Linked DNA regions of Homo sapiens: region 1 is linked to region 2. Evidence: chromatin contacts called from ENCODE Hi-C data. All regions are on one chromosome and are shown on one strand. Each heading gives the region's core, a stretch centred on a gene start or an enhancer-like site at or near the end of the contact. The rest is flanking DNA. Distances are from core to core; before and after follow the strand shown.

Evidence for each region. A loop is a pair of places that touch in the nucleus more often than their neighbours do. Pooled maps may share reads with other maps.
Region 1: a pooled map shows a loop between it and region 2 (6-fold over the local background). The contact joins two enhancer-like sites. A Hi-C loop is called at or near these places in 1 of 168 maps with a recorded cell type or tissue (Caco-2) and 1 of 50 pooled maps.

What each region holds. Positions count from the first base shown.
Region 1 is chr15:94,118,032-94,121,577 of GRCh38, forward strand. No RefSeq gene overlaps it. Among named protein-coding and RNA genes, the nearest start is that of LINC01581, 12 kb to the left of the region's middle. Within about 2 kb of position 1,545, at least 12 of the 41 ENCODE cell types and tissues checked have a DNase peak (open chromatin) inside an H3K27ac peak, as active enhancers do.
Region 2 is chr15:94,073,942-94,077,176 of GRCh38, forward strand. The region is part of intron 2 of LINC01581 (long intergenic non-protein coding RNA 1581); the gene reads right to left. The region is part of intron 1 of LOC105369203 (a long non-coding RNA gene); the gene reads right to left. Among named protein-coding and RNA genes, the nearest start is that of LINC01581, 32 kb to the right of the region's middle. Within about 2 kb of position 1,635, at least 6 of the 41 ENCODE cell types and tissues checked have a DNase peak (open chromatin) inside an H3K27ac peak, as active enhancers do.

The sequences.
Region 1 (3,546 bases), core at 295-2,794, 44 kb after region 2:
AATCATTTTACTATGCAGCCATAAAAAATGATGAGTTCATGTCCTTTGCAGGGACATGGATGAAATTGGAAATCATCATTCTCAGCAAACTCTCGCAAGAACAAAAAACCAAACACCGCATATTCTCACTCATAGGTGGGAATTGAACAATGAGATCACATGGACACAGGAAGGGGAACATCACACTCTGGGGACTGTGGTGGGGTGGGGGGAGGGGGGAGGGATAGCATTGGAGATATACCTAATGCTAGATGACGAGTTAGTGGGTGCAGCGCACCAGCATGGCACATGTATACCTATGTAACTAACCTGCACATTGTGCACATGTACCCTAAAACTTAAACTATAATAATAATAAAAAAAGAAAAAAAAACAATAACAATCACTTTAAGCATAAAAAAATAAAGTTTTGTTTAAAATTAAAAAATTAATCATTTTATTTCAATAGATAGGTGAACACTTGCTCAACATGTTAAAAATATTATACATATTAAACCAAAGCCAGCCTTATGCTTAATTGTGAAATACCAGAAATATTTACATTAAAGGTACAAACTAGGTGAGGATTTCATCTAATACTACCGGTAAATGGTGGGGCTCCAATGTGAACACAGATCTGTTCTGTCTATTGTGGATAATGATTTCCAAGAAGAATCAAATCAATACATCAATCAATTCATCAATGATACTATTTTGTGAAAAGATAAATTAAAAACCAGTATTATATGTCTTTGTAACAAAACCCCAAAACCATGAAAACTTAGATTTGCATATTTATCTCATATTGATGTGTTTTTATATACACAGAAAAAAGTCTGAAAAATCACACACAAAGTTTTTACCATGATGAGAGAGAGGGGGAGCATTGCAAGGGAATATTAATTACTTTTTATTGTTTATAAAGTGTTTATATATTCTTTGAGGTCCCCCCACTTCCTGTCCCCAAGGGATGTGTATTACTTTCATAATCAGGAAAAATGACAAATTTCCAATATAGACAAAAAATTAAATGAGTCACATAGAAATATTAAGGCAATTATTACTTATGAAAATATTCCTATGGCACAAGTAGAAGCATGATTCCCCCACCAGTAAAGCCAAGAAAAATAATCTAAGGAGATGTTTTAATACTATTTAAAAATTCAAATAGTGGATACTTCTTTTGCAGACTCCTTTGAATAAAACAATACTTTCATCGAAATCTGTGTTCTCTTACGTTGATACGTTGATGAGTGTTTGAGAGATTATTTAAACGTTCTTTTCCCGGGAGAAAACCAAAGGCAAACTGTTGCCGTCCCGGCCCCCAGTCATCCCCTTCTGACCCCCTCCAGCCCAACTTCTGGTCTTCCTAACTCTTCCAGGAACACAGAAGCTGCTAGCTGGCAGGCCGAGGTTGAATTTGGCTCACAGTTGTATTTTGTTTGTCCTGCTGTAAATTACTGGTGTTAGTTGCCAATATTGGAGATTTGGGAAACTCCACAAGAAAATATCCAGTCTTCTTAAAAATCTGGAGACTCTGGTAGGGCTGACCCATAGTCTTGCCTGGGAATGGTCAGAGCCCCGGGCAAGTGCTGCTGGCTGCTTTACAGGAGGCCTCCAGCTCCTGGTGTCCTTGGTCCCCTGAAGGACTGCACCCTAGGGGAATGGATTTGTGCCTTACAAATCGTTACAAACCTTACAAACCTTTCAAAGCCTGCATCTAGCCCTCATCTGAAGTCATTAACCATTGACAAAGATGGATTGTGTCATCCTATTCGTGGAAATTTTTCATTTTATGAGAAAGCAAACCTATAAAAACATTTCTGCTCACATTTCAGGTACTAACCTGTCAAGAGATATACTGTTTTACCTGAAACAACACAAATCCCATAGTGGATGTGATCTTTTAAACAGTCACCTTTAGAAAATTCTGAGAAAGTAAAGCTTGCTTTTAAATCAAGTTGGGTTATAAGGCTTTTTCAATTAGAAAAACAGTCTAAGTAGTTTTTGGAGCCTTCTAGTCAACTCAGAACACCGTGCAATGCTGTCACCTTGTGGCTAAGTCCATGAAATAGCCCCAGCACCATTTCATGAAATCATGTTGCCATCTTGTGGGCTATTCTAAGACAGCATGACGTGTACTAAAGAGCTCAAAGGCCCGGAACTTAACTTGACTATGGAAATAGCCACCAAACGGTTCACAAGTGACACTAACAGTGGCTAATTATCTGTGGATAGCTGCAACATTACCAGTTCAATGTCTATGACGCCATAGAATCTTGGTGCTACAAACAAATGCAGATTTGTACCCAAGAGAGTTGAGAACCAGTTATCTTCGAGAATAAGAGAACGCAATCATGCATCTGAAATGGTTTGGATTAATGATTCTCGACTGTTTTTTGCTGGCTGCTTCAGAATCAACGGAGGTGCTTGTCAGAAACCCATGTCTTGGATTCCAGCTCAGAAACTCTGATTAAGTGTGTCTTGGGCTGATCTCCAATATCTGTATTTTTAAGAACCCATTTGGTGACTTGGTGAGCACTCTGATTCATGAACCTGGGTAACATGCCAGCTAGTGGCACTAGATTACATTCATCTGTGTGTTCAAAATTTGCTGAGTGTTTAGGTGCAGTGTGCTGAGTTAGTTTTGATTTCAAATTAAAGAGCCCTCATTGCTTCAAGATGTGCACTCTTAAATGAGGAGATACAAGCATGCAATTAAAGTAAGAAAGGCAATTTAGATTATGCGAGAGCGTCCAAAGGGTAGCAGAAGAGGGATCCCCACAAGTTTTCTCCAGTGAGAACACAGTGGCTTTCAAGGAACGTACTGTTGACCCTTGACAACACGGGTTTGAATTACATGGATCCACTTATCGGTGGATTTTTTTTTCACCTCTGCCACTCCTGAGACAATAAAACCAACCCCTCCTCTTCTTCCTTCTCCTCAGCCTACTCAATATGAAAATGAAGAGGATAATTTTTATAATGATCTACATCCACTTCCACTTAATGAACAGCAAATATATTTTCTCTTCCTTATGATTGTCTTAATAACATTTTTTTCTCTAACATACTTCATTGTAAGAATACAGTATGTAACACATACACAAAATATTTGTTAATCAACTGTATGTTATTGGTAAGGCTTTTGGTCAACAGTAGACTATTAGTATTTACATTTTTGAGGAATCAAAAATTATATGCAGATTTTCAACTGCAAGGGGTTTGGTGCCTCTAAACCCCTGCATCGTTCAAGAGTCAACTGTGTATAAAGAAAGATCCAGGTACTTGCAAGGCAGACATGTGGGAGTGGAAGGCAAATATCATTCTAAGTAAAGAAAATAAATGCAACATGGTACCAAGGCATGCAGGAGCATGCCATTTCTGAGAATCTATAAGGACTACTATGTTTTTGGCAAACAATAATGGAAACGACCCAAAGGAGCAAGGAACCACATCCATAGGCTTGTAGACCTTGCCAAAAAGTGGACATTTCATCATGTAAAGGAGCCACAGGGCATTTGCACAGAGAGAGACAATATCCAACTTGTGTTTACAATAAGTAAA
Region 2 (3,235 bases), core at 385-2,884:
GCAATCCTCGGACCCCGTCCTACTGCCCTTGGTAGGGTGTGGGAAGTTACCCAGACAGAAACAGGAAAAGTATAGGAAGTTCCTTCCCAGGAACATAGGCATTGGAGGACATAATTTCCCTCTTAGATCCCTGGATTGTGGTTCAGAAATGTCCACAAGCAAAGGCTTAGAAATAATTTGTGGAAGTGTGTTTCAGAGCTGACCCAGAAATAATCTGGTTTGACAGAGGCATGAGGGGCACACCTTTGAGAGTATACTTCTTACCTTATTTCCCTGAGAATGGCAGAGAATTGTGTCAAGCATTCATCCCAGAGAAGCCTCTCATAGGAGGAATGGCAGCCTCTCCCCTTAATCTGAGTACAGTGATGGGAAAGCAATGGCTAGTGTTCATTGAGTACTAGATTGTATGGCAGGTACTATATTAAAGGCTCTGCTTTCCATTGTATTTCAATCTATCTACAAATTCTGCAACATATATATGTATGTATTCTAATATCTATAATATATTATAACCTTTTAATGAATAATAAATTTATTCATAGGGTTAACTAATTTGGTGAATATTACCTAGGCTAGTAAACAGAGCCAGAATCTGAATTAAGAATAGTCAGATCCCAAAACTCATGCCCATTCAATGACAGCACGTTGACTCTAGTGTAGAATTTAGATGGGCTGATGCAGCTACAGAAGAAATAGAAAATGCAAACCTGCCTTGATGAAGGTTGATTGGTTAATTCTCTTCATCAACTCTAGCATACGAAAAAAAAAATTAAAAGCAGAAAAGTGCACGATCATGTATCTTCCCAGAGAACCTGCAGAACAATGTTAATTATATATAACGGTTTTGAATACAGGTCCCTGGATTTCAATGCCCACACCATGCCTTAGTTTTTTCAACCATAAAATGAATTTAATGTAACCACTCCCCTTTCAAGGCTGTAAAAATTACACATAGAGGTGACGCACTACAAAATCCAAAAGGCATCATTATATTGTGATCACTGTATATGGCACCCCTGAAGTGGTACACACAGAAGCCCTGTATATTAATATTTCCTACAGAGAATGTAGTAGCATAGCTGCTCACAGCAGGTGCTATGGTCTCTAGTGTGCTGCCTGGGACATGAAAAGCGCTCATTATGTATTTTTTGAATAAAAGAATGAATAAATAGGGTATGTTACTTATGCAATTAGTAGACAAGTTTTGATAAAGTGGAAGAAGGTATGTCAAAAACAAGAACAGTGAGAATTAGATTGTACTGAATCTTGGCTGCAAATTAAATATCTTAGGTTTTATTTTCTAATTAATGCGGAGCCAGCAAATATCTCTGAACAAGGGAGTGACATCCTCAAGGCAATTTTAAAGTTGATTAAGGGGCAGTAATTTATAGAATGGGGTGAAAAAGGAGACCAGTGATAACAGAGTATAAACATCCCAGACATGAGCTAGACGGCCTCTGACGGGATGGAAAGAAGGGATTAGTATGAAGACGGGACAATACGTGCGTAAGCAGGCCTCTCTGAGGCAACCAGGATAAATTATCTTCTAAATGCACATCAAGCACGCTGGGGTTTGGCCCCAGTTCTGCCCTTGATGCGTTTTGTGTTTTCAGTAAATGAGGGAAACAAGACCTCCTTAGGGACTCCACTCTCTTACAGCCAGAATGATGTCACTGGTTCTGCTGCTTGCTAAAATCACTCTGGCTGGAGCCTCCCATCTGTGCAATTCAGAACAAGCTTGGGTGGACATAGAATGTGTTGTGAACCCGCCTGCAGGCTGTTCCACACGCCTGTCTCTCTGTGGATCCTGCATGGGAAGCCAAATGGGAAGATTACTTCATTATCTTGTTTTCCAGGGAATCTTGTTTGTCTGCTCTCCCTTATTTATTTAAGGATGCTTAGGTGTGAGAGGGAGATAAACTGTGTTTTCACTGTAGCCAACAGTTTTAGCTCTGCGCTTTTGTCGCCATCAGGTCAGGGCGAGGTCGAGCAATCTGCCCATTCTGGTTTCATTCTCTTTCCCTCATTCCTCCTCCTAATGCAACTAGAGAGACCATAGCAAACACACATGCGCACACTTAACCACATGATCACTCACATTCACACTCAAAAGCTCACTCATATTCTCATTCAAACACTCATGCAATTCACACTCATACACACTTAGGCATGCATACACAAACACCTATGCACATGCATGTTTATACACTCACACACACACTTATACTCACATGCTCACTCATGCACACATACATTGACTCACTCCAACACACACACTCAAACACCTATTTCTTCATGCACACTCTGCCATAGTTCTTACTGCATGAAGAGAACAAGAGTCACACAAGTTCACCACTTTGCACTTCATAGAGAAGGTACATAGAGACATTGCAAAACCTGTCTCCATTTGCTATCCTGATAATTAAGGTTTTCATAATACCTAGGGCCTGTCTCTGAGTAATTTTAATTTTGCCAGATACACTGACATTTAAAATAGTGATCCATCTGAATTGTTTTCAACTGGATTTTGAGGAAGATAAGAGCTTTCAATGAGAAAGGTTTGTTGTGGTAGTTGTCTTATGTGCTGAATTTGCAGATGATCAGATGCTGTGCAGAATTCTGACTTATTTTTGTTTCCTAAAATTAAGATAGCTTGAATATTATTTCACATTCCTTTTTCTTTTTTAAATAAACAGGTTTGCTCTGGAAAGTCTTAGTGATGGAATGTTAGCATCTTCACTAGGGTAAAGAAGAACAAAAAGAATGTTGCTGGAACATAAAATAGTATTTAAAAGTTAATGAACACTTCTCTAGTTTTCTTAGTTATGGCCTTAATAATTAGTCTCTTGGCTTAAATGTCCACTGGTGTTACTGTGACCCAGTCAAACAACACTGCGGTTAAGTCTCTGGTATTTAGGCTGGCAATATATATATTAACCATATTTTAAAATTACCAATTTTGTTTTTACAGAAAAGATAAAACTCAAAAGAGAACAGTGTATTCCTTTTGAGGGGCTTTTATAAATTATTGACTATAATATATGATGGAGTTTTTCCTAATTTTTAATATTTCCTTGCAATTTTGGTGGCCATTAATTTAACTTTAGGCTTTTGGGCCTATGCTAGTCTGAGCTTCCAAAAAGATACATACATGTTTCACTTTTCATTAGCTGAATGAGGATATTTTAAGAAGTTGAAAGAGAATTTATTTTCAAGTTGTGAGTAAATTCTCCTT